Regions from separate parts of the Homo sapiens genome. Here regions 2 and 3 are each linked to region 1. Evidence: chromatin loops called from intact Hi-C (ENCODE). Cell type or tissue: mammary epithelial cell. All regions are shown on one strand. Links, peaks and the distances in the headings refer to the core of each region. The heading gives the core; the rest is flanking DNA. Region 1 has its middle 240 kb from the start of TANK-AS1. Region 2 overlaps ITGB6 (integrin subunit beta 6). Region 3 overlaps RBMS1 (RNA binding motif single stranded interacting protein 1).

Region 1 (10,400 bases), core at 2,684-7,683:
GTTGTAATTGTTGTTGTTTTTAGAGACAGGGTTTCACTATGTTGCTTAGGCTGGCCTTGAACTCCTGGACTCAAGAGATCCTCCTGCCTCAGCCTCCCAAGTAGCTGGGACTATAGGTGGGTGCCACTGCGCCCAGCTCTGGACTGGAGGTTTTATACAATGACATTTAATTCTCCTCCTATAGATGTGTTTTTCTTATCAAGCTGCCCTACATGGCAAGTATTATTACCTTCATTTGATACATCAAACACTAAAGATAAAATATGGCAAATAATTTTTCTAAAGTTATACAGCTAGTAATGGAACCAAAAATTAAAACCGGATTTCTGTTACTTTGAATCTCCTTGCACTTTACTCTGTAATCAAAAAAGAACTTCATAAGGTGGTTGAAAGGAAGTCTGGAGATCATGATGAGGGGCTGGCTGAGGGAGGCCACCACGGTCAGTGAAGCATTGAATTAATGGTATACACACCAGTTTCCCCACCTAGACAGTGGTTTTCTGGAAAGAGAGATATATGTTGTCATTTCTTTATTCACTCAACAAACATCTATTGAAAATCTGTAATGCACTAAATGCTCTTCTCAGTACTGCAGATACAGTAGTGAGAAAAATGTCCAGGTAGGTTATGAGGTTATGATCTTATTTATCTTTGTTTCTCAGTACTTACTGAAGCAGATGTCGCTCCATAGATGCTATATGATTACTGCCTTATGCATTATCTATGGATGGATAATCTAGAATTAATTGTAGAATTAGCCACAGCTAAACTACTGTGCCATTGTATTAACCAGTATCTAATTACATAAAGCTCTAATTTTTCTTCCTACTCTGTTTTATGGGGGGTGCATATTGATGATAATTACTAGCATAACCAGAAGACCAAGAAATGGAATTTCTTATTTAGCAGCCATCAGTAAAATTTTCTAGGAAGAAATTTATAAGTTCAACTGAATTGTTGTAAATGAGTCTTGGAAATCAACTAAAATGTCATTGATTTTTCTTACTGGTTCTAGCTGTGGGACTAATAGAGAGATTGCTGACCATCTTTCATGTGTTTCTTTCAAATACACTTTCCTGAAATGTTCTTTTCAGCAAGACTTTAATTGCCTCTAGATTGAAATTAGACACAGTAGTCAAGAACTTTTAAAATAAAGATACAATGAGAGGAGTCCTGAAAAAAATAAACATTTAATATATTGAATTTTAAAAATAACCTGTGAAAGATTTGCCTTACTAATGTTATGAATGGAGTGCATAAAGAATACTGCTGGAGACAGTATTCTTCTCATTTGGAAAAGATACGGTTATACCATTGATATTCCAAGTTTTTGAGTCTCACTCCATACCTTCTATGTCTTTCCCTTAGGAAGGTCTTGGAAGAGAAACAGTAGTGCTATTGTTTAGGCTTGAGATGATTAAGAGGCAAACTAGTAGCCATCTGAGGATCCTTGCAGCATTTGCTCATACTTGATGGTTACTAACCATTCTCCATATTAAGTTGGTTATTTACAAAAACTTCACCTTGCAAAGTGTACCTCCAGGTGGGAGATGTAGGAGAAGGAATGACATCTGTGGTCATTTGATATATATTATTTCCATTTTATAGGGAAGAAATCACCATAATAAGTAATGTTTTCAAGGTCACATAGCTAATAAGCATCGGCATAGGATTGCCTGACTGTAACATGAAGTCATTCCACAATATCTGAAGGAAGAATTCTTCAGAAAGGGAATATGTTATATTTGAAGGAGAGACCTAAGAGGTTATGGTGGTTTCCAATACTTGAAACTAAAACAGATTCTAATATATCTGGAGTAATCCTTATGCTCCAATATTTCATTCCCCTCTCCCACTGAAAATGAGGGAAATGACACAGATCAGACACTGGCATTGTTTTCTTTGATATTTGGGACTATAGAACGCAGAGTTTGCATTCCTGACTTTCCTTCTGTGACCCCTCTGTGCTGTTCATATACTTCCTGTAAACATGTTCCTCCCACAAAACTGTAGCTTCCTAGAGCAGGATGGAGCTTTCTTTATCCCTGCATCTCTAGCTGTTGGGAGAAGGAATCAATAGTTTGTTTTACAGTAGTACTTTGATCTTTATTTTATTTCTTTCTTTTGTCTTGTTCTGTCACTCAGGGTGGAGTACAGTGGCACAATCAAAGCTCACTGCAGCCTTGAACTACTGGGCTCAAGGGATCCTCCCACCTCAGCATCCCTAGTAGCTGAGACTACAGGCACATGTAACCACACCTGGCTATACTTTGATTATTAACAAGTTCAATCTTCTGGAAGCACATTGGCAATATATCCAACAAAACTGAATGACTACCTGGTATGTGCCACTGGAGGAAGCATGCTAGGCATAGGAGACAAAATGTCAATGAGAAACAGTACTGTCCTGGGGCTTTCTTGCTGTGGAGCTCCAGGGGCAGCAATTACACACCATAGTCCGCATGCCTGGAGCTGTGCCAAGCAACCTGTGTGGCCATCAGTGTGGGCCCTGATGTACCCCTTACCTCAAATAGACACAAATTATATGATTTTATGCACCAAAAATAAATAAATGTGCTGTGTCTATGCATGCGACTTGAAGGATGAGCATGTGTTTAACATTACCCCATCCCATCTTCAGATTCAGGGCCATCTGATTTTACAAACTGCGGTGGAAAATTTAATGAAGCATAGGGGTAGCACAGAAGGATGTGTTCTTTCAAAGAATCACATTCAACCTCCTCAACCAGAACACTGTCCTTTCAGAATCGATAGCTTTGTAGTAATACTCTGAATTTGTAGCTGTAATTATGAACAGTTTTCTTTCCTTCTCCATGCTGTTCTAGAATGGAGAACAGGGACAGACCCCACACCCTCAGTGATGGGAGCCAAATGACAGAGACCTGTGTGCCTACTCTTTCCTCCCTTTTCTCCTTTTTGTTTGCTTCATCCCTGAATAATCTTTCACCATTTGTCTAAACAACATTGTAGGAGGTTTCTAGTGGATCCATATACTGCACTTTCAAAACAACATTTTATCTCCCTGACTCACAGGCAGAGAGGGAAAAAAACACACCAAAACAAACCCCTACACATTCAAAATAATCTGCAAGGAAAGCGTGCATTGAAAATCATATTGCCATATAATTATCCTGTTTATAATCTCTCATACGTCTTTTCTCAAAGAAAAATGCAGATTTGGAAACAAAGCAGGAAGAAGATGCCAGAAAACCCTGGCAAGGCTCTGACCACTGCCTGCTTAGGAATGGCCGCAGAGGGAGAGAAATGTGTTTGCAATTAGGACGACCCAGAGCAGGTCCGATTACATCTGCACGCAGCCACGCTGAAGAGATTTCCAGAGTGAACTTATCGTGTGGGCCTAAGTGGATAAAAGGCAACTTAGGCTGGAGCCATTACAAGAAAATAAATGGGGCCTCCCGCCTTCCACTCTCGAGCTGCCCTTGTTGGGCTCACTCTTACCTCTTGAATTAAGAGGTACAAAATCACCATGATTTGGGGCCCTCTTACATTATAGTTTACAAGATTTTCATGCATTTTTCAGCAATGGACCAAAAAAAGGGGAAATAAAACAAGTGTTGTGAAGTGGTTTCCATGCTGCATGCTGACTCTGATTTTCGGAATGACCTGTGGATGTTAAAGAGATTGCAGCAAGACCCTGAAGCAGCCCAGTGGTTATCCCACCTCTCTCCTTCCGGGGACAGTACTCACATTTTGCTTCCAGGCTCTTAACACACCCACCATTGACTCTCTCCAATAATCCCTGGCAAGACAATTAGCTTAACCCACTTTTAAAGACAAAGCAAGGAGTTCTTGGTAAAGAATTACAGAAATTAAGGTTTCTCTCCCTTGCCACAATGTTCTAACACAAAAATGCTTCCATCAAACTAGCTGCCACTCCCTTGATTAAAGAACAAAAGCAAAACAAAACTTTGAGCTCCTTGTGGTGTCCTGATTTTCCTATTGGGTTTTGGCTTCATTATGCAAGTGCTTTTTGTCCCACACAGATCAGTTCTATGTTCTTCCTAGACAGAAGAGGTGATCTGACTGCCATTCAGAAATTTACCCACTCCACCCATGTCCCTGGTCGTTCTTCTGCTCATAGACTTTTCAAATGACTCTATATTATTGCTTGTTAAGCCTTTTAAATCAATTCCAACAAGTTATAATAATACTACATTGTATGACGTCTTTACTTAGAAGACCTTCTAAAGGCCTTTTAAGAGGTATTAACAATTTCCTCCACACGCACACATACCACCCATCCTGCTGCCATCACCACTGCCCACACAAAAATGAAGAAATCAAGATAGCAATTTTTAAAGAGTCAACATATACTCTGCCTCTCATTGCCTCTCATAATACTCTATCTCTCATTGCCAATTTATCAGAACTGATTCTTTACTGAACAGAGCCTATATTATGGCTATCTATATTGTGTTTCTACAAACAGACATTAAAAAAAATCAGAAGATTACTTTTTTGTAAATGATGTTTGTCATAGAGTACCCATGTATTAATACAGAACCCAAACTGGGATATTTTAGAGTAAGGAAGCACTATTTACAATTATTCTGGGGCAGCAGTCATCAACTGGCACTGACTTTATTCTTAAGTGACTTGTCTGAGTTTATGGATCTATAATCAACAGGGATCTCTGGGTTGCAAAACTCCATTTTTGCACAGCCCTGCCTTCCTCCTCCATTCCCTGACAGGGGTTATCCAGTGCTGTTGCCCACACCTGCAAGATGCCCATGATGGGGAGGGGCCCTGAGGATGGAGCCTCTGTAATTATTTGGAATACTCTCATGTTTTCCATGTTTGTCTGAAGGAGGTGTCCTGGACAGTATGGAAAAACCATTGTGAGGGTACTGTTTGGGAGCCTTGCTATGTCAACACCACAAAAAAAACAAAAAGACATTTACAACCAGGTGGGCAGCAAAATCTCTTTGTAAGCCATCTTTGGCCCTTTCTGGAGCCTCTTCCAGAAGTCTACCTTGGATGGGATGCCTATGCTTAGATGTGGACTAATCCGGGCTGGCTGGCTTCCCAATTAGTTATGTGAGGTCCTTAATTTCTGATGAGCTACTCTTAGGAAGTCAGGCCTGCAGGGGGCACTGCCTGCTCTGCCGGCCAGCGGGCTCAGAGGCCCTGGCCCTGCTACTCCCTGGACAACTGGTTCCCATCCTCCTTTTTGTTTGACTTGTCAACACGAATCCTTTCCCTGTAGAGCAAAACATGATAATTTCTCTCTCAAAATGGTTTTTAAACATAATTTTCTTTGAGATTAGTTTCATTCTCATACAAATTCAGTATTCCATTAATGTTAATTTTGCAGAAATTCAGATTAAAATTTTTTTGGAAGTTATAATATAAATACTGCAGGGTTTAAAATTGGCTTCCCTGGACATAGGATCATTTGAGGTCAATCTTTTCTCCCTCCCTGGATCAAAAGTAACCTTTTATTTCAAGACCGTGTGCCCACCATTTAGTCCCATTTCATGTTTTCTCAAATGAAATGGTCTTCGAGACCTTATGTCTTGATTTTGATAGACACATTTTGCTGATAGAGTAAGAATTTTCAGTTGTCTAGCTGAGGGACAGGGGATTAGAGTGCCCCTCTATCTTTCTTCAGTACTATTACAGCAGTGCCAGTAATAAATGAAGAATGCTGCCTCTCTCTAACTGCCTCTTGCTGACAATTTTCAGGAACTGATTAAATATTTGCATGATGTGGCTATAGTCCTGAATAATGCCTGAGAGGTCAGTGAGGAGCAACCCTACCCTCTCCCTTTCTATCTATGGCTGCTGAAGAGACATTCAGCATTAAGCTCAGTAGCACTGTAATACAAAGATACAATATCTTTCCTCTAATGACTCATTACTATCTATTTTAAAATGTAAGTACATTTATATAAAATGATAATGTCATGGTGTATCTAAGCTTTTCACATTATTGCTTTCTTTTCTCTTGCCATGTAGCCATGCATTATTTCTAATGGAAATTCAAAAATCAAAATGTTATCAATTCAGTTGTCAGGGGAAGGTCCGGATATTTGATTCAGTTCTTGCAGCAGTGGTAAAGAAGGCAGAACAAGGAGGTCTTCTGGAATGCCAGAGAAAGTGTGATGAAATGTGGTGGGTCCAACTCTCTTTGATGTCATGCATCATTGCTTCTTATAGCGGCACATCATTTAGCTAACATTGCTGGGGAATGAGGTGTCCCACATAGACACGTTTTCCAGAGCTGACACTTTTTCATGCCAATACTTTTATATTTTAAGTGAAGTGTCTGGATTAAAATCTAAAATATACAACAGTTTTTTGCCTTCTTAAGCAGAGCAAAGAAAGTACAAGGAATATTTTCTATTTGATCCAGGGTTATCTAATAGTGCACCAATCCTAAAGCAGGAGGGAGGATCTGTGTTTTAAGTTTGTGTTATTTATGGTAATTTATATCCTACTTATTCCTGAAATTACCTTGAAATGAAATACAATAAAATTGTACACAGTGGGCCAGGTTAAGCTCTCTGACAAGTGTGTAGGGTGCAGATATGTTTTATATTGAAACCAGATGTATATACTTTCAATATCAGACAGCAAAGGGACATCTTGTTTGAAATCCAAAGAAGTTGGTTTATATATTCTCCCTCAGTTGGAGTTGTATCTTGCATCAACATGGAGGTGGGTGAAGAGGGACATTTGCTGATGCAGCTTTGAAGTGACCTATGGCTCATTCTATTTGGAACACCAGTGTCAGCCAATCCTAAAACCCTCCCCAATCACAATAGGGTCATATTCTCAGTGTTCCCTGTCCTTGTCCCTGGTCTGCCTCCCAACCCTCTGCCTCCCTCTTTCATCTTCCTGTCTCCAAAGACTGATATACTATTACCTCTTCTTTGATTCTCATTCTCTTTCTCCCACCTCCTCCTAAACCTTCTTTATCCTGTTTCACTTTAGGTAAACACCTCTACTTTCCCCATCCTTTCTTCCACCCAGAAGCTGTCTAACTAAATTTATTCTTGCTTCTAATAAGATGGCTAGAGACAAGTTATTTGAAGAGATTTGACTTAGTTTAGTGGATTAGTGGATTAGTTTAGTGGATTATGCAAACAATCCATAGGATAAAATAAAGTATTGGTGTTAATAGGTTTTAAGGTTTATTTCATAGTCTCTCTTGGAAAGAAAAAAATTAATTGCTGATTGCTATAATTATCTGAAAGAAAATGTGAGCATCACGGGAATGCATAATGATAAAAGCACATGACGACGAGCACCTGTTATCAGAAACATGTAAACCCTGAAAACAACAACAACAAATTGGAAGATGGATATTCATCCATGGCTAGGTGAAGCAAAAAGGGAACTGTGTTGCTCAACAATCTCTGGATCTTATAATCTATGTTGGTTTCATTTCTTTCATGTGGACCACTCTCCTGTTTGTCTTATAATGACTCTAAAATTAAGTTTTCTAGTTAGGTTATGACTACTTAATGCTTATTACTAAGAACTACTTGCTTGAATTGGTCCATACACAATGCCACATATACTTACAGACAAAGTATTTAGCATGACTTAAATTTTGTGTCAAGAAAATTTTCAAGCTGTGTATATAACTTCAGGAAATTCCACCAGGATCATGAAGACTTTCAGAGATATGCATCATCTTGCTCCTGGGGCTTCCCTTCTTGTGAAGATGGAAACAGGAAAGCAGCATCCAGCTCAGTGCTTGGGTTCTGAATCATCACAACCATTTTATGGAAATAACCAAGTATTATTCTTCAGGAAAAGATTGGAGATTCCTGATATAAGAGATATTTATATACTTGATACCTTACTCAATCTTCAGAGTGACTAGTTGAAAAGTAAGGCTACTGTAGCCTTGTAGTATAGTTTGAAGTCAGGTAGCGGGATGCCTCCAGCTTTCTTCTTTTTGCTTAGGATTGTCTTGGCTATACGGGCTCTTTTTTGGTTCCATATGAAATTTAAAGTAGTTTTTTTTTTTTTCTAATTCTGTGAAGAAAGTCAATGGTAGCTTGATGGGAATAGCATTGAATCCATAAATTACTTTGGGCAGTATGGCCATTTTCACGATATTGATTCTTCTTATCCATGAGCATGGAATGTTTTCCCATTTGTTTCCTCTCTTATTTCCTTGAGCAGTGGTTTGTAGTTCTCCTTGAAGACGTCCTTCACATCCTTTGTAAGTTGTAATCCTAAGTATCTTATTCTCCTTGTAGCAACTGTGAATGGGAGTTCATTAATGATTTGGCTCTTTACTTGTCTATTGTTGCTATCTAGGAACACTTATGATTTTTGCACATTGATTTTGTGCAAACCTTCAACAAACCTGACAAAAACAAGCAATGGGGAAAGGACTCCCTATTTAATAAATGGTGCTGGGAAAAACTGGCTAGCCATATGAAGAAAATTGAAACTGGACCCCTTCCTTACGCCTTATGCAAAAATTAACTCAAGATGGATTAAAGATGTAAATGTAAAACCCCAAACCATAAAAACCCTAGAAGAAAACCTAGGCAATACCATTTACAACATAGGCACGGGCAAAGACTTTATGACTAAAACACCAAAAGCAATTTCCACAAATGCCAAAATTGACAAATGGGATCCAATTAAACTAAAGAGCTTCAGCATAGCAAAAGAAACTAGCATCAGAGTGAACAGGCAACCTACAGAATGGAAGAAAATTTTTGCAATCTACACATCTGACAAAAGCCTAATATCCAGAATCTACAAGGAACTTAAACAAATTTACAAGAAAAAAAAACCCCATCAAAAAGTGGGCAAAGTATATGAGCAGACATTTCTCAAAAGAAGACATATATGCGGCCAACAAACATATGAAAAAAAGCTCATCATCACTGATCATTAGAGAAATGCAAATCAAAACCACAATGAGATACCATCTCGTGACAGTCAGAATAGCAATTATTAAAAAGTCAGGAAACAACAGATGCTGACAAGGCTGTGGAGATATAGGAACGCTTTTATATTCTTGGTGGGAGTGTCAATTAATTCAACCATTGGGGAAGACAGTGTGGCGATTCCTCAAGGATCTAGAACCAGAAATACCATTTGACCCAGCAATCCCATTGCTGGGTATATACCCAAAGGATTATAAATCATTCTACTATAAAGATACATGCACACATATGTTTATTGCAGCACTATTTATGAAAGCAAAGACTTGGAATGAACCCAAATGCCCATTAGTGATAGACTGGATAAAGAAAATGTGGCACATAAACACCATGGAATACTATGCAGCCATAAAAAAGAATGAGACCATGTCCTTTGCAGGGACATGGATGAAGCTGGAAGCCATCATTCTCAGCAAACTAATACGGGAACAGAAAACCAAACACCACAAGTTCTCACTCATAAGTGGGAGTTGAACAAGGAGAACACATGGACACAGGGAGGGGAACAACACACACTGAGGCCTGTCAGTGGGTGGGGGCTAAGGGGAGAAAGAGCATTAGTACAAACACCTAATGCATGCGGAGCTTAAAACCTAGATGATGGATTGATAGGTGCAGCAAACCACCATGGCACATGTATACCTATGTAACAAACCTGCACATTCTGTACATGTATCCCAGAAGTTAAAGTAAAATTTTAAACAATTTAAAAAAGAAAAGTAAGGCATCCCTAATATCCAATGCCCTCATTCATACACACATAATACATTAGAATTGTGTATTCTAATGTAGATTAGGGAGAACAGCAGGAGGGAGATAGTTGTGGACTGAATGTTTGGGTCCTCCTGCAAATACATATGTTGAAGTCCTAACCCCCCAGGGTAATAGTATTAGGAGGTGGGGACTTTGGGTGGTAATTAGGTCATGAGGATAGAGCCCTCATGAATGGGATTAGTGCCCTTATAAAGTAGGCCACAGAGAGTCATCTTTCTGCCATGTGAGGATACAATGAAAAGTTGACAGTCTGCAACAAGAAAGAGGGCCCTCACTAGACCTTGATCTCAGACTGGTATCCCCTGATCTCAGACTTTCGGCCTCTAGAACTGTGAGAAATAAATATGTTGCATACAAGCCACCCAGTCTTTGGTGTTTGGTGATAGCAGCCCGAACTAAGTACTCACACTTCAGTCTACTTGTAATATTCATTAGATCAAATCAGTCAATAATATGGCACTTTACCCCAGGTAATAATTTTATACCTACAAATGCAGCTTATGTAATTGCTTGAGTGAAGTCTTTTAAAACCAGGTTATCATTTTATTACTATTTTATTAGATATTAGTGTAATGATTGATGGGTGGAAACAACATTAATGCTACTCTGTGTTAGGTCAGGGCTTACAAAGATAAAAAGAACTAGATTTTACTCTCAAATTGCTTA
Region 2 (10,400 bases), core at 2,017-7,016, 810 kb after region 1:
ACATGGTTAATATTACTGAAAGGAGTATGATAAGCCACTCACATATTTCCTACCACAGAATAAAATGTTTCATTAAATATGTTCAAGGCGAGCAGAGTGAGCCTGGGCTGTTCCCACAGAGAGGGGGAAAGAAGCAAGAAAACAGTCCAAGAAGAAAACGCATAGTCCCCAAGACTTCATGAACCCTAGCTAATTGGAGGGGCAAGTGAACAGGAGATGTGGTAAAGGCCAAATAAAATGGCCAACGTATGAATTATATATGCAATACCATTTGCAATCAAATATATGAAATAACACACATCTCACCAAATCTCTTAATCAGAATCTCCTTTTTAAAAATACTTATTAAACAACTCACTAAGTGTACAAGCTCCTCTGCACACAACCAACTTCTCAAATCAGAATACCCAAGGTGGGTCCCCAGAATCTACATTTTCAAAACTCCCAGGTGACTTAGATGACCATAATCATTTGGCAATGACTAGACTAGGATGATTTGTAATTAGATTTCTTAATATTCCCATGTAATAGATGTTTCTAATGGGTTCAAAAACAGTTTGTACACTTAAATCTATCATCCGAAATTTTATTTACAATGCTAAATGTCTTGCTGGTTCCTGTTTTCATAGATAATACAAAGCATACTTCTCACAGACACTGTTGGGTTTTTCATCTCAAACAAAATGTAAAGACAGCAAACAGCAACTTAATATTTCTATCTATGGCTATGGCATTTTTGACCAAAAACAGACTATTATTTAATTTTTGTTAGATTCAGAAAACACATTAGATTCTGCTTTATTAATGTTTTTATTTTTAAGCTAATGGGAGAGGTTATAAGTCTAGTAGGAGTATGTCCAAGATTATCAGGGGCAGCCCCAGTTTTAATGTTCTGATCCATTGTAGCATAACACACTAATTTTGGACCTATGTCCTAAAAGTTTAGATTAGGAGAAAAACGTCTTCTACTTACAGGTTTCTGAAAAACAGTGTTTGTAACCATCATTGAAAAGTCTCCAACTTAAAAGATAGGAGAACAGTTAAGCAAATTTGTTTGGTTTTCTTAATTAGCAGAATGCCACATAATTTTGGCATACATCCTGGACTACTAAAATTTCTGGTAGATAGTACTGGCATCTCAGATTGGCCATTTTACTTTACTTTTAATTTCTGTCATGACATTCATTTTCTGCCTCTTGAATGAGCTCAATAAGGAAAAATTCCCACTTGGAAAAGATTTAAGGTAAACTGGATTTTTTTTTTTTTTCAAATTAAGAAAGGAGCTCTACTGAATGATAGACAAACTGTCACTGTGGATTTATTTACCTTTATCCTGCTGGTCCCTGAGCTACATAATGCTTCAGTCTCAGTTTCCTGATATTAATTTATGTTACTGTTACCACAATACATGGCCAGCAATCTTGACTATGTCGTTGTGAGAAAGGCCCCTTTAAAAGTATCAGTATCAGTTTGAACTGTGCAGAAATGTAATCTAGACATCCTTCATGCTCTCAGCAAAGAACCTATAGCCCCCTCATTACCATAATCAGGGCCATTCTATTCCCAAGGCAGCTGTGGGTACCTGCCTTGAAGTACGTTCAGCCTGTTGCAATCCTGCCCGTATCCGTTTGATAGGCACATTTGATGGTCAGTCCTGATTGACCACAACTGGAACTGTTCTTCTGGAACGTGAGTGAAAACGAAAACCTCACTTCATGAGAAAAAAAAAAACCTATGCCTCTCCTATTCTCATTCTGCAATATTGAAAACTCTAATTTACATATTAAAACTCAATACTACTTTGTTTTAAAAACAATCTCTTTTGGAATCTTGTTTAACCTAATGAATGACTCCTTTATCTGCAGATTTCTCAAAGGATGGTTCTGTTTCCTGCTCTCTGCAAGGAGAAAATGAATGTCTTATTACATTCCTAATAACTACAGATAATGAGGGGAAAACCATCATTCACAGCATCAATGAAAAAGGTGGGTGTTTTGCCTTCCATTGCCGATGGCAAATGATACTACACAGGAGAAGAGAAAGCAACCAGAAAATCGCTCTGGGTAGCATGCCAGGAAAGACATTTCCAAAATTTTGATGAAGTTTCTTAAAGTTTCCCAAGGATTGAAAGATGCCAGTTAGAAGGTTCAGTATGTTCCAGTGTCTCTTATTAAGACCAGATAAGGGTCGGGCACGGTGGCTCACACCTGTAATCCCAGCACTTTGGGAGGCCGAGGAGGGTGGGTCACTTGAGGTCAGGAGTTGGAGACCACCCTGGCCAACATGGTGAAACCCTGTCTCTACTAAAAATACAAAAATTAGCCGGGTATGGTGGCCTGCACCTATAATCCCAGCTACTTGGGAGGCTGAGGCAGGAGAATTGCTTGAGCCTGGGAGGTGTAGGTTGCGTTGATCCGAGATCGCGCCACTGCACAGAGTGAGACTCTGCCAAAAAAAAAAAAAAACAGCTAAGATGACTTGTAGTTGCAGCAGTCATCATCTTCCTGAAATCTGAAGATGATTGTGAACTTGGCCTTGAAGCTCAGGTATGCCGAGTGCCCCTGGAGTCTTGCTCTGGAAAAATCTCATGTAAATCAACTCCTTTGAAATGCATACATAAAATGAGTCTTGTGGCCGTTCATTAGGGAAACATAAGGAGAATCCTGCTGTATAAGGAGAAATTACTTTATAATACCAAAAAAGCCTGCCTGCTCATTATCTGTCTTACAAAATAAAATTCTCCAACTACACTCCCAACCCTCTGTGACTGTGGCAGTGACTTTAGCAAGTTATCTTGAAATCAAAGCCATCCCTTACAGTATTGATTCTATTGAAAAAAACGAGTTTCAAAAACAAAAACGAATTTCCAGAATAAGTCCTGCTTTTAATTCAGAGACTTTTGTATCTAGTTGGTGATTTTTTTTTTTTCAGTGAAACATGCCTTGGCTAAATGCCTCCTCATTACTGAGCTGTTGTCTGTTCTTTTATTCTTCCACACAATAAGAGTGGCACCACAACATGCCATTCTGCAGAGCACGCACAGATGCCCTGATGCTTTTTATTATGGCGTGTTATTATCCCCATGCTTTTGTAGTAGGGAAAAGTGAGGGGAAACATAACCTCCCGGAGGCTTAACAAGAGTCACCTGACAGCCTCCAGGCTCCCTCTTCCTCAACAAATGTCCGCATGGTTGGGTAGGCCTGGCACTTCCAGGGGCCAGCAGAGCAGAACCTGTCCCCAGAGGTCCATGGTCCCTCCTGTCTCCCGTCTCACAGCTTTCAGACTAGAAAATCCCAGGGTGGCCTGGTGGAGGCTTGGGTAGAAGAGGCAAACTGAGAAGTGAGAAAGGGGCTGATCCCCAGGGTCCTCTAAGCAAATTGAAAAAAAGAACTGAGTGAAGGGTCGCCACCAGGGTGCTTGTGGACACAGGTGGCTTCTTTCATCTTCTTTCTTTCCCCCACAGTCCGGAGGGACTTCCAGAGCATAAGAGCCACAACAGAGTCAAGGAATGATAGGCGGGAAGGCTTCCTGGCTGGAAAGTACCAGCTAGGGTAGATGCTATACCCACAGGTTCCAACTTGGAGGCTCCAGGCCCTTGAGGTGATGAGGATAGAAAAGGGGAAAGAGTGCTGTATTTGCTGTAACAATAGTAATATTAATTATTATAATAGCAGCTCTCATTTTTTGAGCCCTAATACCATTTGCCAGATGTTGTTTTATATATTTTACATGTATTAATTCGCTTAATATTCTTAACAACCATATAAAACAGGTACCACTATTATTTTCATTTTAAAGGTAAGGAAATTGAGGCATAGAGACATTAAATAATTTTCTAGGTCTGGCAGTAATTACGTGCCAGAGCTAGTTGGAGGAGCTCTGGCAGCCTGGCCTGGAGCCCCTGCTCTGAACCACTGTGCTCTACTGCCTCCTACTGGCTGTACAATCATCATAACTATCTGAATCACAAAAAGATGTTAGATCAGCATCATCCGACAGAACTGTTAGGCAAACCCTATATGTAATTTAAAATTTTCTAGTAATTACATTAAAAAGTAAAAGAAACAGGTAAAATGAATTTTATTTACGATGTTATCCAAAATATTGTCATTTCAACGTGTAATCAGTATAAAAGCTGAGATATTTTACATTTTTTTCATGCCAAGTGTTCAAAATCAGTGTGTATTTCACCCTTACAGCATAAGCTACTTGGGAAAAGTCACATTTCAAGCACTCAATATGCACATTGAGCTACCAGATTGTGCAACGCATGTAGCACAGTTAGATACTCAGGACCTTAGAAGTAGGTGCTGCACCAACCTGGACTCGATGGGCCACATTGCCCACAGTGATAGAGGTGACCCTCTTCTTCCACGTAGAAATCCATTTTCAGTCTGAGCATCTCAAGAAACATCCAAGTATGAAAAGTGATGATCTCTATTGTGTAAGACCTGCTCTGGCACTTGGGCCAACATCTTTAATTGAGAAATGTACAATTCCTGAGGACTTTCAGTTCTTAAAATAATTATCTCTGCCAGACCGCACCCATTTCTTCTTTAGTCCCTCCTGGAGAACCCTCCTAATTCATGTCTAGGTGCAGGATTGTAGCAAGCTTCATCTTGCTTTGAACAGGAACATACTATGCCCCACCCCAGGCATTTCTTAGCCAAAGATGTAGCCAGTATATATTCTCATGACACAGGCCTGCCGCTTTATTTGCAGGAATGTGCTCACCTATTAGAGGCAGCTATGGTTCATTTGCTATGCGAGAATATAGTCTTTAGATCTTCATACAGTAATAGCTATGTCATTAGCTCCTTTACTTATTTCTGCATAATCTCTTTACATGGTTTCTTGGCCAAAGAACAAAAGTGTGTGAGGCCAGGCATCATGCTGTTAGTGGGTAATTAGCCCCACTCAGATTCACATCAACTCCAGATCCTTACCTTAAAGACAGCATGACTAGTCATATGTGTATAACTCTCCTTATTAAATATCTAAAAGCAGTAAGACTTAGGATAAACTAAACATCATTCATTTCCTCCCCAGATCCCATGGATTTTGCCTCATTTCTTGCAGAGAGATGCAGATATCTAATGATAATTTTATGTGGGATTTTTTTTCCATGAAAGTAAGAGGAGAACATAATTATAATGTTTCATTAAGAAATGTATCATCTCCTAGGCATATTGCAAGGACTATTAGTCATTCTGCTGTGAATTAGGAAACGTACTGTATAATTGCAAAATTACATTAATATCTTCAATACAGTCAAAATAACATTTCATAGAATATTCAAGTTGAAAGTACCCTACAGAACATCTAATTTCCCAGACTTGCTTGAGGATAAGAATAATTTAGAATATTTAATAACACAGAATCGGTGGCTTATCCAAGACCCACTGAATCAGAATATTGGGGAAGGGGTCCAGGAAGCTGTGTTAGTAAGCAAGAACAGTTCAGCTTATTGGTATCATCAGAAAAGGTAAGGGAACACTGAACTTTGTTTTACAGAGGAAGGGCCTGGGGCTCAGAGAGGTCAAGGGACTGGATCACATTCACACAGCTACTGTACATCAGATGGGAATTGAATCTACCTCTCCTGAATCTAGTCTAGGAACTTCCCCAAAACCAGACTACTGCATTAGGGTTCAACAAAACAGAACTGAAACCCATCATTGTCTTCTGTCTATAAAGAAAGAAGGAAATAGTAATTTTTTCCAAGGGATAGGTTTTTATATAACTTTTAATATAGTCTTCTAGACTCCCCATGATTCAAGAAGGTCCATGAAAAACTGATGACATGCAGCACACACACACACACACACACACACACACACACACACACACTCCATTTCTGCTTTATCGTGAACTCAGAAGAGACCATGTTTAGTGATTAAACTAGTCTTTTTCTTAATCCTTTAAATATTCCATGTGCATTAATTATCACTCTTTTGGATTCTCTTTTAGAGTCAACCATCAAGTCTATATCCATTTACTTCAAATATCTAAATTCTTCCTTTATCTTTTGTTCTACTTTGAGGAATGCAGGGCTATTCTTCAACAAGTAACTCATTTTTAAAATTTAAGCAAGGCGAAAATGGTGTCAATATTTATCCTCTGCTGCAGAAAATGTAGATGAAAATCCAACAAGAAATGCCTTTCCGATGTCAAAATGTTGATTTTACCACCTTCTTATAATTTTCTTTATTTCTGCAGATTGTCCGAAGCCTCCAAACATTCCCATGATCATGTTAGGGGTTTCCCTGGCTATTCTTCTCATCGGGGTTGTCCTACTGTGCATCTGGAAGCTACTGGTGTCATTTCATGATCGTAAAGAAGTTGCCAAATTTGAAGCAGAACGATCAAAAGCCAAGTGGCAAACGGTATGTGGAAACTTAGGGCTACTCCTTGTCTAGGGGAGAAAGAGGCTGGTGGAAGAGATTGAGGGGCTCAGCTTTCTTCTGCTCTGGGAGTTCAAATGTCACATTTTTTCTCTCCCACTCTCGCCATGACTCCAACAGCTTTGATTTCTGTTCTGCTTCAGGGGCAAAGGTCCAGATGACCCTCATAGCTTATATTTGTCTTAGTGCGGTGGGGATTTCCACCACGATGAAGGGTCTCATGAGGCTCCTGAGACAGCTGCTTAGGGACATTGGGGAAGTATATTTTTACCCAGCGCTTCCTCACCACTAGGAGTATCCCTCAGGCCCCATTTGATAAAGCACGGGTGCTATATCTAAACATTTCCATAAATTGGTTATGTTATAATGAATGGAATAGTGTTCATAAATAGTACGATAATTCATGCCAATTTCTTTGGAAATACTTGTTTCTGATATAATAGGTTACAAAGCAAAATTGAGATGATTTTTAAAATGCCATGCAGTTATTTTTTCTGAATAACATAAATTTTAAACAGAGACCTGAAAAAAACCCCAAAAGTATTAACCTTTAAATACATAAACTCAACAGAAATAATTTAACTGCCTTCTCTTCACAAGAGGCAATCAGAAGGCAGGACTATAGTTTTCTGTGTTTCTTTTCCACAGGAGAGATAATTACATTTCTAGAGACCCATAGAAACAATTCCATAGTTTTAATTTCATCTCTCTATCTCTAATGGTGTGTCCAGGTATCTAACAGCAATTATCTTACATTGCTGATTCTAACAACAATGATATCACTGGAGAAAATACAGGTAGACGCAATGCTCCTTTGGATTTGTCCGCCCAAATAATTTGATGTTAACAATTTTTATAGCAATGCCTTCAACTCCTAAAGCAAATGGAATTTTCCATTTTTGATAAATTTATCTTGATAAGGGATGTTTCTGTTGTATGCGGTTATTCTAAATTAATGATAATACATGGTACAGGACAATGAACACTGAAAATTTTTATCTACTTTATCTTCCCATTAAAAATGCATTTAGATACAACAGCCAAATGCAATGTATGGATTTTGTTTGGATCGTGATTTGAACAGTCCACCTGTAAAAATACATTTTTAAAACAACTGGAAAAAGGCTGGGCATGGTGGCTCACACCGTAATCTTAGAACTTTGGGAGGCCAAGACAGGAGGATTGGATCACTTGAGCTCAGGAGTTCGAGTTGGGCAACATGGCAAAACCCATCCCTACAAAAAGAAATACAAAAATTAGCCAGGCATGGTGGTTCACACCTGTAGTCCCAGCTACTTGGGAGGCTAAGGCAGGAGGATCACTTGAGCCAGGAGGTCAAGGCTGCAGTGAGCCATGATCATGCCATTGCATTCCAGCCTAGGTGACAGAGTGAGCCCCAGTCTCCAAAATAAATAATAAATAAATACATAAAAAGACTGAAAAAAGATTAATACATGCTGGGTATTAGAATGATAGCAAATAAGTATGGTTAATTTGATTAGGTATGATAATGGCATGGTGACATTGCTAGAAAATATCCATATTTTTTAGAGATGCATACTGAAGGAGTGAAAGGAAATGAAAGCTGGGGTTCACTTTGAAATAATTCAGCCAAGAGAGTGGGATGGAGGGATAGTTGAAGCAGGTGTGGCAGAACTGTGATAACTGTGGAATCTGAGCGATGGGTCTTTGGAGGTTGGTTATATAGCTTTCCTCTTTTTGCGAATGTGTGTATTTTCCATAATTAAGCAAAATTCCTCAGGAGAAGATATAATTTACTCATCCCTAACAATGTAAAAGGTAAACAGGTTAGCTTGGTGACTTAGAACACAGTACTAATGAGCCCAAAGTTGTAGGACAGTTCACTTCACCTGACCCCTGGCCACAGATGTTATTTTTGACTTTCATCAACTCTCCAACAAATGCCTTGCCATGGTTAGAAGGGCAACCAGGTAAAAGAATATGGTTAAGTTGCCACAAAGGACAATAGCAGCAAGCCCCATGATATAATCCTGGTATTTCCATTTTGAAGAGCTAAACTAAGGCTCAGAGAAGTTAAGGGACTTCCCTAACTTTTGGTGCATGGTTAAGCTGAAGCCTAATTGTTCATTGTTCTTCTAAGCACAGCCTTTGGTTGACCCTCCTGGAAATAATAAGCAGGTGTTCCACAAACACGCACTTGGGCAATTATGTGATGTGTATCTACTAACCAGCACATTTCAATGTTCTCATACAGAGGCATAAATACTGACAAGTGATTAATATCTTTAAAATAACATTTTAATTAACAGTTAATTTCCCCAAAAACATGAATTGTTCTCCCTCAGGATGTAGAACATGACTGAAATTCAAATGCTGAATTTTTGCTGTTTCTTCATCTAACATGCGACCCGAACATGCATTAAACAGAAAAAAAAGCATAAATGGAAAATATTATTCCCTTATTAAATTGAGTTTCTTTGAATAACAAATGTTTGATGTTCCTGACTAGATAATGACTGGGTAGTAATTATTCACTTGGATGCAAAAAAGGTTTAACTCAAATAATTCAGTTTAAATTTCACTAACATCCTACTGGAAAAAAATGTCGCTCACTGCACACATTTAGGGGTCTTCAATTTAACTGAGTTTTTTCCCTAAAACCTATTTCTTCTTGAAGAAGTGAATTTGACTGGTCTTTGAAACCCAGTGCCCTCCAGAGACAATAGGGACAGTCAGGCCTCCTGGCCATAGGACTGCACTGGACTCATAAAGTGACAGGGCTTAAGACAGAAAGGTCTTCACTCCTACCTCCTAAAACATTTCAGAGCAGCTGTAAAGAAAGGTTATCTTTTTTATTATGCTTTAAAAAATAATGCCCACCCCCACATATTCTTTATGAAAACACAAATGAAACATATTTAAATTCATCTTTGATTAGAATTTTTTTTCTAGGATGACAAGTCATTAACTTGAGGCAAAAAAATGTTCAGCCTGACATTTCTTGCAGTCATGAATTGATTTTGTACTGTGCTAAGCAAATCAGGTCTGTGTTTGGCAGTTGGGCGATCATTAAGGAAGCTGTGGGTCATGACAGAGTTTTCCTATTACCACTTTTTCAATCTTGAAAAATGTGTCATTGCATTTGCAGAATCCACAGCCTAAATTAGCACTCCCAGACACCTGGGGGAATCAGCCTGGTAACCCCAAATGGTTAGGGGAAAACTGACCTTTTCTGAGCAGTGGATTGCACACTCACCCGAAATAGAGTAGGACTCAAGCCTGCATTTCAGCTGGAAAGTCTGTGTAGAGAGGTTACAATCAGCAGAGCACTAGAGGAGGCAGTGTGGACATTTCCACACCTCCTCCTGGAACAAAACCCAATGTGAGTGCATTATCCTGACCTCTGATCTTCAGCTGAGGCCAGGAAATACCCTATTACACACAACAGCAATATGTACTTGCTCTTCGTCCACTTTTACACTTCCACCTTACCCTCTTACTCTAGTGAAGTCTGCTTTACCCATCACTCCCTATAAGCAATGTCTTGGCCCTAAACCAGTATTGCAAGGGACTCCCAAAATATTGCAAACCTGAATGAATGAAGTTGCTTTAAAATACGGAATGAAAACTCTGCCATCAAAATTAAACATTCAACTAAATATCTACTAAATAACATTGTGTTATCTTGTCAACTGCAATTCAAGTCACCTCCTCTATAATGCATATCAGTTATATTAAGTGTGGGATATGGGTGTATTGTAGTATGTTTGACATGATATAGGGTGCACCTACAAACAAGTATCTGGTCCTACGGAGCTCTAAGCTGGCCCTGCTCACAGCCTGTGTCCTCTTTCCAAGTGTCTTTTCTGTTCACAAAGGTGGGAGCTTCCTGGAGGAAGTGGGAAATTCCTCCAGGACAGGCTTACCCTGTCATTGCTGGCCTGAACCTCTTACTTTTTTCCATCTTGTTTCTTCAATGGAGTCTCTCATTCTCCTGTAACCAACTAGATTCTA
Region 3 (10,400 bases), core at 3,160-8,159, 570 kb after region 1:
TTTTCTGCAGTTACTTATAGAAAATGCATTCCATTTTTGTGTCTATTACTATTATATAGCTTCTTGCACCCATTTACAAATTTTGTTTTATAAATCATAGGATTTCTTTTGATTTCCAAATGTTTTTGTTCCAGAAAACAACTCATTTTTATCTTCTCAAGTTCTTTATTCATTGATCTAGAAGATTCTCCATACATAAAATATTAATAACAGTATTTTCTGGAACTTGGCTTGCTTCTGTTATTGCTAGCATAATAGGATGACACATAATAAATGACACAATGAGGGCTTAGACCAAGGAACTTGAGCATTTTGCTGAAAAGTGTGATCTATACGATGTGCAGTTTACAGAATTTGTCCCATCGTAAAAAGGAATGCCAATCTGCTAAGTCAAAATGTTGAGTCACTGATTGTAACTCAATTCTCTCATCATGGACAGTATTCCAGTAAGGTTCCATGTTGAAGAGTTTAACACATGATGCATTTGAGACTGAGCAAAACACAGAACCTTCGCAATCATCCCCCGTCCCCTGCCCAATAAATGGACACCAAAGCAGAGTTGAGAGCTTAAGAGCAATTGTGTAATTAACTGAATCTTCTTCCCATTCATCTCTTGGGTAAGCGAAATATAGAATCCTTTTCTTTTTCATGTTAGTTGCATCATTACTTCTCTTGGTTTAGAAGATTGTTGGCACTTTAAGTAATACTTTATGTACAGTACTTCTTTGACATACCAAGGTATGTAGTCTGAAGACTTTTGGAAATCCCCAGATTTCACAGAAATAATTTTAGCATCACAGAAAAAGAAAATCCCATGAAATAAATACCTGCTTCCCAATAGAGAACCATCTCATACCTCTGTGTATACTTTCTTCGATTTTATCATTAGAACTGTCAGTCGGTTTGTCTTCTTAGGGGGTGGCAGTTTTCAAAAATTAACACAGTGTTTAATCCCCTCTTGAAAATTGCTGTGTACACAATTAGAACAAAACCTTATTGAAATATGGACCTTAGGTAATGGGCTATGCTTCTTCACTGGCTTCATAACGTGCTCTCCTCTGTGAGAGTATCCACAATTCAAATGTGTGCTGTTGCAGTATTAAGCATAACTGCACGTCAGGGAATTTTAATGTCATCCTGAGTTGTTGAAACCTCAAATATTAATTATTACCAAGTACCTACTTCATACATGCATTTGATATTTTGACAGAAAATCTCAGTTATGTCTATTTTCTAATGTATCCTTAGTATAAAATCTGCTGGTAAGCATGGATATTTAGAAATTTAGCCAATCTTCGTTATTGTCAGTTGACCTTTTTCTTTAGGGTATCTTTTTGTTACTCCTAGGCATGATAAAGAGCCATTCTGTCTTCTAATGCCCAAATACTGCACACAAGCTGTTGGCAAACCCGTTTTAATATCAGCCTTAGCAGAAGTTAATTGGGGAGCCGGCACTGGAAATAATTATCATAACCATAAGAATTTTTTTAAAAATCACCCTTTCCTTCTCTGTGATTGAAGATAGTATTTACATCCTTTCCTTGTTCCTTTATATGAGCCTTGGATTTCTGTAGCAGCAGCTTGGGGATATTTAACCATTATACGAAGGTGAAAGTACTGTCATCAGGAATAAAAGCCTCTAAAATCTTTATTTGGCAGTTGTGCTTGGTTTTATGTAGAATTTCCTTATTGAGTTACTGTTGAATCTCAGAAATGTATAACTTTTCCCTTCATCTTTAGTTCATAATAAATGCATGTGAAAAAAAATTCTGTGTAATGTGTAAACATCTAAATAATGCTAGCAGCCAAAAATTGTCTAATGCTTGTTGTCTCCCGATAACTATGCCAAGTATTTTATTATTTAACCCTTAGAAGAGTTTTATGAGCAAAATTATCATCTCTAATTTTCTGTCTTAGTCTGTTATCTGCTGCTATAATAGAATACCACAAATTAGGTAATTTATAAAGGAAAGAAGTTAATTTGGCTATGGTTCTGGAGGCTGGAAAGTCCAAGAGCATGATGTTGGCATCAGGTGAGGGCCTTCTTGCTGCTTCATAACATGGAGGAAGAACAAAATGAAGTTGAAAGATATTTCTTTTTCTTATTGCTTAGGATAATACAGCTGATAATGGTGGAGCCAGAACTTAAGAATGGACAGTCTGACTCCAGAGCTCATCCTCTGAACCACTGTGCTTTCTGCCTCTCCAAGTGTACCCTGAATGCTACTTTATTAACTTCCTCTTTACCTCATCAGCACCCTTGCTTCCTCATCAGCACCACAAACTACAATAGACTAATTTCTCCAGGACCCTAAGAGATATTGGGCCATGATAGATTTAACAAGATTTTATTAGAAAAAGCACCTTTTCTTATGTCCACTTGAATAGCCAATAAAATAAAAAACTCAAAATAAAGGCAGGAGGATAGAGGAGGAACCTGTCTTTCCTGACATCTAGCAAAATAATCCCTTTTAGCATAGCTGGTCATATGAAACTCAGCTCCTGGTTAGCTGTCTAATGTGCAGCTCCCCAAGATTACACAGCATAGAGAAGGTATCCAACTTGTCATTTGCTAGGCGCCTGAGAGGGTTTGTGCATATATGAAAAGAAACAATTTTTTAGGGGTCACTGTCTTACAAGTCCTAATACTGCTTTAGAAAATAATGGGCATATAAGAACATTATAGTTTTGCTGTAAGTATAAATCTGATTAAAACATAAGATCAAGACACTTCGGGGAGAAGTGAATGGTGAATCCCATTTTTTTTGTAATTTAACAAATATTTATTAGACATTATGCCAGTGATTTTTCTAGATACTGCACTGAGACATTTTCCACCTTTAAGGAGGTGTAGAAAATGAACTTCACACATAATGTAGATCAGAATGTGAGAGATAGAAAGTTACTACTGAGATTACAAAGTAGGGAGTGATTGCATGTGATGGGGGGCATCAGGCAAAGTTTGGCATTTGAATGAATCTTCAGGATGAGCTAGGCAGCCCCACCCCAGCACTGAAGACAGGACTAGCTTGCCTACCTGCCCTGTCTGGTATTCACTGATGCCATGATGGGGGGAATCTTTAACACCAGAAGAGGACTTGTACTTCACTGAGAAGGTGGGTGATACATGCTGCCCCAAGGTTTGTCCTTGATAGAATGTGGGCCAGAGGGAGGGTAGAGGAAGAATGTGGTTCAAAGATGAGTATAAGATTTGGAGTCTTAAGAAACTGGGAATTTGATATCATTAACAAATATAGGGATCAGGAGAAAGAGTTTGTTTTTATTCTTACCTGGAAATTCTCATCTACTCTCAGGGGAAACTGCAAATTGAGTGCCTGTTTGCTTTATGAGTTAGTGTACTTTTGGTGTGGCTATTAAACAGAAAGAAGTAATGCATGAATTCCAGGCTGTTGAATCTTCAGTGCAGAAGAGAGACTAGTAATTAAACATTCTGTCAGCTGAAACAGGTGTTCTGTTTGTTTATTACTCACTGATTATTTATAGTGGATTCGAAACTCTCAGTCGAGATAGCCTGTATGGTCAGCAGTGATCTCCAATACTTAATTATTTTCTTAGATGTTTATACTTTGTTTTAGGTGTATAAATTATTTGAAAAGTTGTTTTTTATTTAATAAAGTGTTTGCAACTCCCTTGATTAGAATTGTTTGACTTCAAACTGGAGACTTTTGAGACGAAATTTCGTGAGAGAGCCGTGGAACTGAGTGGGAGGAAAGGAAGATGAGTTTCCATAAATGGTGTATCTAGAATTAGCGAGAAAGTAGACTCACAGCACAAACAATCCTGACCAAGTTTATGGTGCTGCCAGGGCACATGGACTTTCTCTCCTCTTGCCTGTCTATGCGCTTACTAACTTGGCCATGCCAGACTTAACGCTTGTCTAAATTGCTTAAGGGGCCAGGACCACTTGTCTCCCTCATTTTTTCTTTGTGCCATAGCATCTTCTTGCCTCTGTTAAGTGTCACATGTTAATAAAGGAATCTGCATGGGAGATCAGCATGTGTTTGAGTATCAGCATTTGCATGTACAGCTTTAGATTTCCAGATTTACAAAGGACACTTTCCTGCAGCATAAGGACTAGTTCTTTAAAGATGAAACAAAGAGACATTCATTTGTGGTCCTCGAAACAAATTGGGCCTGCTAGCCCATTTGGACAGGAGCACTGATGCTTTCCAAGTGGGCTTCCAAAGTGTTTCATCTTCACCTTCAAAGCCAGGCCATAAATTGTGGAATTGTTTTCACTGTCCCTTAATATGAGGCATAGCTTTTGCTCCAATGCTTAACCTATTTCAATGCCCCTGTGTAGCTGGCTAGATAATATTTTGTTTCTTAGATTTTCCTCCACCACCCCTATTCATTACCCTTAGTTTAAGTTTGACAGCATGCAATTACCTTTTAAAAGCCATACTTATTTAATTTTGGCTCTGATTTTTGAGGCACAAGAATTTGAGCATTTATTTAATTAAAAAGTTTATTGAACTTTTTTCATCTCTAGTCTGAATTACAGAACTTTACATCTCTTCTAGTCAAGTGGCTGTTAACGAGGAACACGCACCAGAATCAAAATTTACATGTCAGGTCCTTCTATAGATTCAGGAGTCAGAAGACAGAGAGATACTTAATGGAGAAACAGCATAACAGGCACTTATACTAAAGAGCACAGGCTCAGAGCTTTCCACCTGGCCCCGCCTCTTGTTTGAGCAAATTTCTCAACCTCTCTGTGCCCCAGTTTCCTTACCTATAAAGTCGGGATAATCATAATATCTGCAACGTAGGGTTCTTGTAGGGACTAAGTGGGTTAATGTCAAGTGCTCTGAACACTTTTGGCATGTATTAATGTTACTGCTACTGGGAAGCTTTTTTAAAGCTTCTAATGGTCAATCCCAGTTGAGAGCTTGATTTCGTCTTTTTATGTTATAACTGAAAAAGCTGAGGCTCAGGGAAGGTTAAATGACCTTTTTGGAGTCACAAAACTAGGAAGGGGCAGGCTTGGGAAAAGAGTCCATATCTCCTGAAATATCCACTCTTCTTGATTTGCCACTTTACTTTTCACAAGTGAATGTTACACTTAACTCTGCTCTTTATCATGAGGATGAAATATCTGTACTTCAGTTTCTTGCCAAAGAACTTAACTTTGTCCTCTCCACTGGGCAGGTCTTGACACAAGCTCTTCGAAGAAATAAGATTTATGAAGAATTGTATGAAGGATTTGGAGTTTCTTTGTTCATCACAGAGCTTCCCAACTTGGCAGACAGAGGAAAGGATAATATTTGTATTATGTTATATTGGCATTGAATTAGATTATGTTGGATTGCCACCTATGGATGAGGCTGGTCATTGCTGGAGGTGACAGGCCCCACCCAGTCTCCAAGGGTTGACAGAATCAGCATCTCCTGACATGTTTAAGAGAACTAGTCCAGCAAGTGTAGTTTTAAAAAAATGTTCAACAAAACTATATACAAAAATATTTATAAGTGGTATTTTTAATTATATGCTTTATAAGTACAAATTTACATTTATAAACTTATCAGGGAGAACAGTGAGACAGTTTTGATAAACTCAAAAATGTGGATAACAGTTGCAGAACAGTATCAGTAACATACCTAATTTATTTCTGTATTTTGTTTTGGTTGTATGACATTTGGAAAATCCTTATGCAGCTGCAAAAGGTTTTAATTTTTAACAAGCTCATTTTGTCTTGATATCCCCTTGAATTAATCTTAATAGAAACTGGAAATAATTTTTTTGCCTCAACATTGAATTCATAATAATACAGCTATTCACGTGCCTCATAATAGATATAAAAGTCAGACCAGAAGCACCCAAAACTTAGCATCAGTACCAGTCAATGATGTCACTTTATCATGATGCAACGCGGTAGGCACTTTAGTATTATACAGCTGTCTATTAGATCATGGTGAGGGTGTGTGCCAACTAGTTGTACCTGCTCTTGGCCTGGCATTTGTTTGAGCATGATGGATGTGTAGGTCATTTGTACAGTTTTATATGAACGGACATGTGCAGACTTGAATTTCCAAAAGAATACCAACGCAGAGTTACAACTTTCCTAATCGGTGACTCACTTATACAAAGAGATAGCAGGAGATACATTTGTCTAGTGTCAGCACTTGAAGCAACTTAATGTAGATGTGGTCATCAGTAAGTTAACATTTGTTGTGCTATATATTTGCCTGCATTTCCTATTATTTGTTTTTGTACTTAAAGGCTAAGAAGTCTTTAAATACAAAATATTCATATGGAAAATTGATGGAACCCCTAAAGTACTTCTTCAGAGCCTAATTTGGTAGCCACTGTTCCAAGGAATGTGCCATTTATCCCTGGATGCAGCAATATTATCAGAAAGCCTTGTGCATTAACCACATAGCTATTTGCCCTTGTAGAATTCCAGTACTTGGGCCCCAGGTGATCCCTTGACCGTGCATTGCACATAGAGTATGGCTTTTAGGAGGAACCACAGGAAGACGCTCCTTCCGGCATTAGAGCTGGGAAAAACAGAACTTCTCTTAAGCCCAGGACCTGGTTTTACTCTAATGAATACTCAATTTCGTAATGTTGTATTTCCCTATGTTCACTACTAAGAAGTTATGAGTCAGCTTTGCATCCAACATTAGCAGCTCTGCAGGATCTCACTTTCAGGTTCATGTGTCTGTGGAAAAACTACTCCTGGGTTGATTTTTTCTTCACTTACCTTGAACTTTATATCTATTTTTGTCTTGTGGTGTTGCATATATTTTTGCCAGCAGCCTCAAACTTTTTGGGGAAAGAGGTAGAAGCAAATGTTTCTCATGCTCTCTGTTTGACTACCCTTAAAATCACAGAAGGAACATTGCTTAGTCACCTTCTTTTTTCAGTTTGTATAGCAATCGTTATTTTTATTATCAAAGTGGCTCACTTGGGAATGCTGATATTTTGGATATCTAATGCATTTCCATTGGAAAGGAGAATCTGGTCCCTTCTCTTAATGGCCCTGCAAAGAAATTAGTGGATGCACAACAGTTTCCTGGACTGTCAGTAAACATTAAAGTCAGCAAATACTCAAAATCATGATTTCTAGCAACTTTTAGCTTGATTGACATCTTTGTTGAAAGTTTTTTAAAATGTGATTTTTCTTATACCCATTCTTGGTAGGAATTTACTTTGGCATTGAATTAATTGCCCCGCCTTTAATTATTTGAAGACAGGAAACATTCAGCAACTTGCCTGGATATGTGTTTCATATGCAGAGGTTTGTATTACCTGTATTTTGCCTGCTTAATAAATCACAATTTAAAAGTATTGGTTCTGACTTTTAAACCTCCTGTGAGGTATGCATCTGCTTCATTCTCTCTTTTTTTTTTATTATTTATTATACTTTAAGTTCTAGGGTACATGTACACAATGTGCAGGTTTGTTACATATGTATATATGTGCCATGTTTGTGTGCTGCACCCATTAACTTGTCATTTACATTAGGTATATCTCCTAATGCTATTCCCTCCCCCCTCCCCCTACCCCACGACAGGCCCCGGTGTGTGGTGTTCCCCTTCCTGTGTCCAAGTGTTCTCATTGTTCAGTTCCCACCTATGAGTGAGAACATGCGGTGTTTGGTTTTTTGTCCTTGAGATAGTTTGCTGAGCATGATGGTTTCCAGCTTCATCCATGTCCCTACAAAGGACATGAACTTATCCTTTTTTATGGCGAATAGGAACACTTTTACACTGTTGGTGGGACTGTAAACTAGTTCAACCATTGTGGAAGACAGTGTGGCGATTCCTCAAGGATCTAGAAATAGAAATACCATTTGACCCAGCCATCCCATTACTGGGTATATACCCAAAGGATTCTAAATCATGCTGCTATAAAGACACATGCACACGTTTGTTTATTGCAGCACTATTCACAATAGCAAAGACTTGGAACCAACCCAAATGTCCAACAATGATAGACTGGATTAAGAAAATGTGGCACATATACACCATGGAATACTATGCAGCCGTCTGCTTCATTCTCTACCTGAGTTCCTGATAAACCTCTTGATAAATTCCCAGCCTTGAGCATGAAGGAACATTCTTCTGGAAGCAGTTCATCATGCCATTGTTGTTCATTCCTTTCTTTTCCTCCTCTCCCCTGCTTTCCTTTCAATGTCTGCCTAACAGTACCAGCGTTTCCTTGGCTTGTGTAGACAGTAATGATATATCTGTTGTGAGTCTTTCTGGATTGCTTTTATTTCTTTACAGGGCTGTTCATTTGTACCTCATTGTTATTACACAGATGTAATGGTTTTTCTGACCTCTGATACTGCTAGACCAAGATGTACTCCATGGGTCCCACCACTGACAAATGTCCAGGGCAGAAGAATTTTAATACCACATTGAGGAGAAATGAGGAGATGCTTCCTAAATGATCTTGGATGGGAGCAGATTAGGCAGTCTTCCATTCTCCACTTGTAATGCTGTTAGTGTTTAAAACTTCCATCAGCAGGGTCCTCGGAGTGCTGCTGCCACACTGACACGGTTGCCAGGCTGTCTTACGATGGCTACAAGACCTTATATTTTCTGCCTCCTCTCCCCATAACTTCTCTGACTTTATCTCCCCTTACTGTCCTCCATCACTTCACTTCAGCCATAGTGGACTCCTTGGTGTTTCTTAAGTGCACCAGGCCTTCCACGTGCCTTACACCAGGTTTTCCTCCTCTGCCTGCACTGCTCCTCCCCTGGATCCTTCTGACTTGTTCCTTCATATCCTTCAGGACCTTGCTCATGTCACCTTCTCCATCAGCTTACTTCAGCCACCCTTTAAAAAATTGTAATCTGCCTCCACTTCACCTGGGCATTCTCAATCTCAACCCCCCTCCACCCCCCCACCCCGCTTTGCTTGTGCTATTGTCATAATACCATCCCCTAACATATTGTATAATTTGCTTATTTTTGCTTATTATAAGCAAAATCAGTAAATATTTTTGAATGAAAGAATAAAATGCTGCTTTATATGGCACAAAGGAAGGCTGGGTATGAGCCCAAATCCCTAATTGCGGAGGCATTTTTATCTTGATAGCCAAACTCATGACCTATTCCTGGGGTACATATTTCTCTCCCTCCCTCCCTTCCTTTCTCTCTCTCTCTCTCTCTCTCTCTCTCTTTCTGTCTCTGAGATGAGCAACTAAAATGTAGTGAATGTGGATTACTCAGTGCTGGGAAAGGCTGTGTTGAAAATGAAGGCTCTAGGATTTGCCACAAGAACAAACTTTATCCTCCCACATGATACATATTCTTCTCTATCATCCTGGATTTTTTTCATCTATTTATTGTTATGTGTATTTCTGTAACACATCAAGTCATTTTTGTAATGAAGCAGGCTACGAATAAATACATCTATTAAGCAGTGGTAAATAATCAGATACTTTTAGCCTCTGGCTCTTCATTGGTGACATCAGCAAATTAAACCAGAGATCAGAAATAAACAAGCAAGTGGCCATGTACCACCTCATTTCCTCTCTCCTGGCAGAATTGCTAATAAATAGATGAGAATACTCTTTCCTACTGTGCCTGGCTGAGCCTCGGAATCTTTCCCTATACAATACAACCACTAGTAACTCATCAGAGTGGGCATGCAAGAGGAAAGCTATTTGAAACTCTTGGCAGATTCCTTTCTGCTCTGTGATCCAAAAAAGGAGAAATAAAGGATTTCTCTTCATCTTTCTAAGGTCCTGGAACCTTGCTTGTTTCAGATTTTTTGGTATTAAATATCCCTCTATAAAACATTAATAAACTCAAGTAATCATTAACTGGGCTGTCTTCCAGTATAGTCAAGAAATAAGTTATACTAATTCATCAAGTTTTCAGATTATAGAGTTTTACCTTATATGTCTTATATGAATCGTCAATTTTCAAAGCAATAGGATGCATTGAGATACATTTTCTTATCATCATTCACATTACATTTATCACTTGCATTCCAGACTCATCATTAGGACCAATTACCATTGAATTATGCTTGTGCTGAAGAGCTGCTTATGATAGATTTCTTGTCAATCAGGTGCTTCATCTCTAGGTCATATGCTGTATTTGATCAGTGCAGGTTGATAGTCATTAGACAAGCTCTTCAGGCTCAGCCATCAATGAGAAGCACTTGAAACAGTCAGCCTCTGTGAAAGCCATTTCATTCCTGCCTCATTTTTGCCTTTGTCCTGTGTTCTTTGCTGTTGATTTTTTACCTTTGCCTTCTAGGGTATGTCTCTTTGTAAGCTACCCTAAGTCCTTTCTAAAACAAGACAGGCTGTAATATGTATACATGCTACATACATAAATACACATACACACATACCTGCACATAAGCATTTATGTTTGAATGTGTAGATGGGTAAATGTCATTTTTATTCTTGT

The links. Hi-C counts contacts between places; a loop is a spot of excess contacts. Peaks named below come from ENCODE experiments on the same cell type or tissue, not always from the same donor. Only the 100,000 strongest peaks of a DNase experiment are listed, where the experiment ranks them.
Region 2: a loop joins it to region 1, with 4 times the contacts of the local background. A loop is called at or near these places in 4 of 110 quality-filtered maps.
Region 3: it touches region 1 in a loop (5-fold over the local background); 9 of 110 quality-filtered maps call a loop at or near these places.

Annotation. Positions count from the first base shown.
Region 1 is chr2:160,913,828-160,924,227 of GRCh38, reverse strand. No RefSeq gene overlaps it. Among named protein-coding and RNA genes, the nearest start is that of TANK-AS1, 240 kb to the left of the region's middle. In mammary epithelial cell, for the core only: a CTCF peak has its summit at 5,121 (motif pointing right); a DNase peak (open chromatin) is centred at 5,127.
Region 2 is chr2:160,103,665-160,114,064 of GRCh38, reverse strand. It overlaps ITGB6 (integrin subunit beta 6), which reads left to right. Exons shown (of 15, transcript NM_000888.5): 13 at 1,866-1,985; 14 at 6,220-6,386. Among named protein-coding and RNA genes, the nearest start is that of PLA2R1, 46 kb to the right of the region's middle. RefSeq lists an enhancer at 1,400-1,469. In mammary epithelial cell, for the core only: a CTCF peak has its summit at 3,929 (motif pointing left); no DNase peak of the experiment used is centred there; H3K4me3 peaks cover 178 bases; H3K27ac peaks cover 507 bases.
Region 3 is chr2:160,348,310-160,358,709 of GRCh38, reverse strand. All of the region lies in intron 2 of RBMS1 (RNA binding motif single stranded interacting protein 1), which reads left to right. Among named protein-coding and RNA genes, the nearest start is that of MIR4785, 54 kb to the left of the region's middle. In mammary epithelial cell, for the core only: a CTCF peak has its summit at 5,354; DNase peaks (open chromatin) are centred at 5,999 and 6,599; H3K27ac peaks cover 1,981 bases.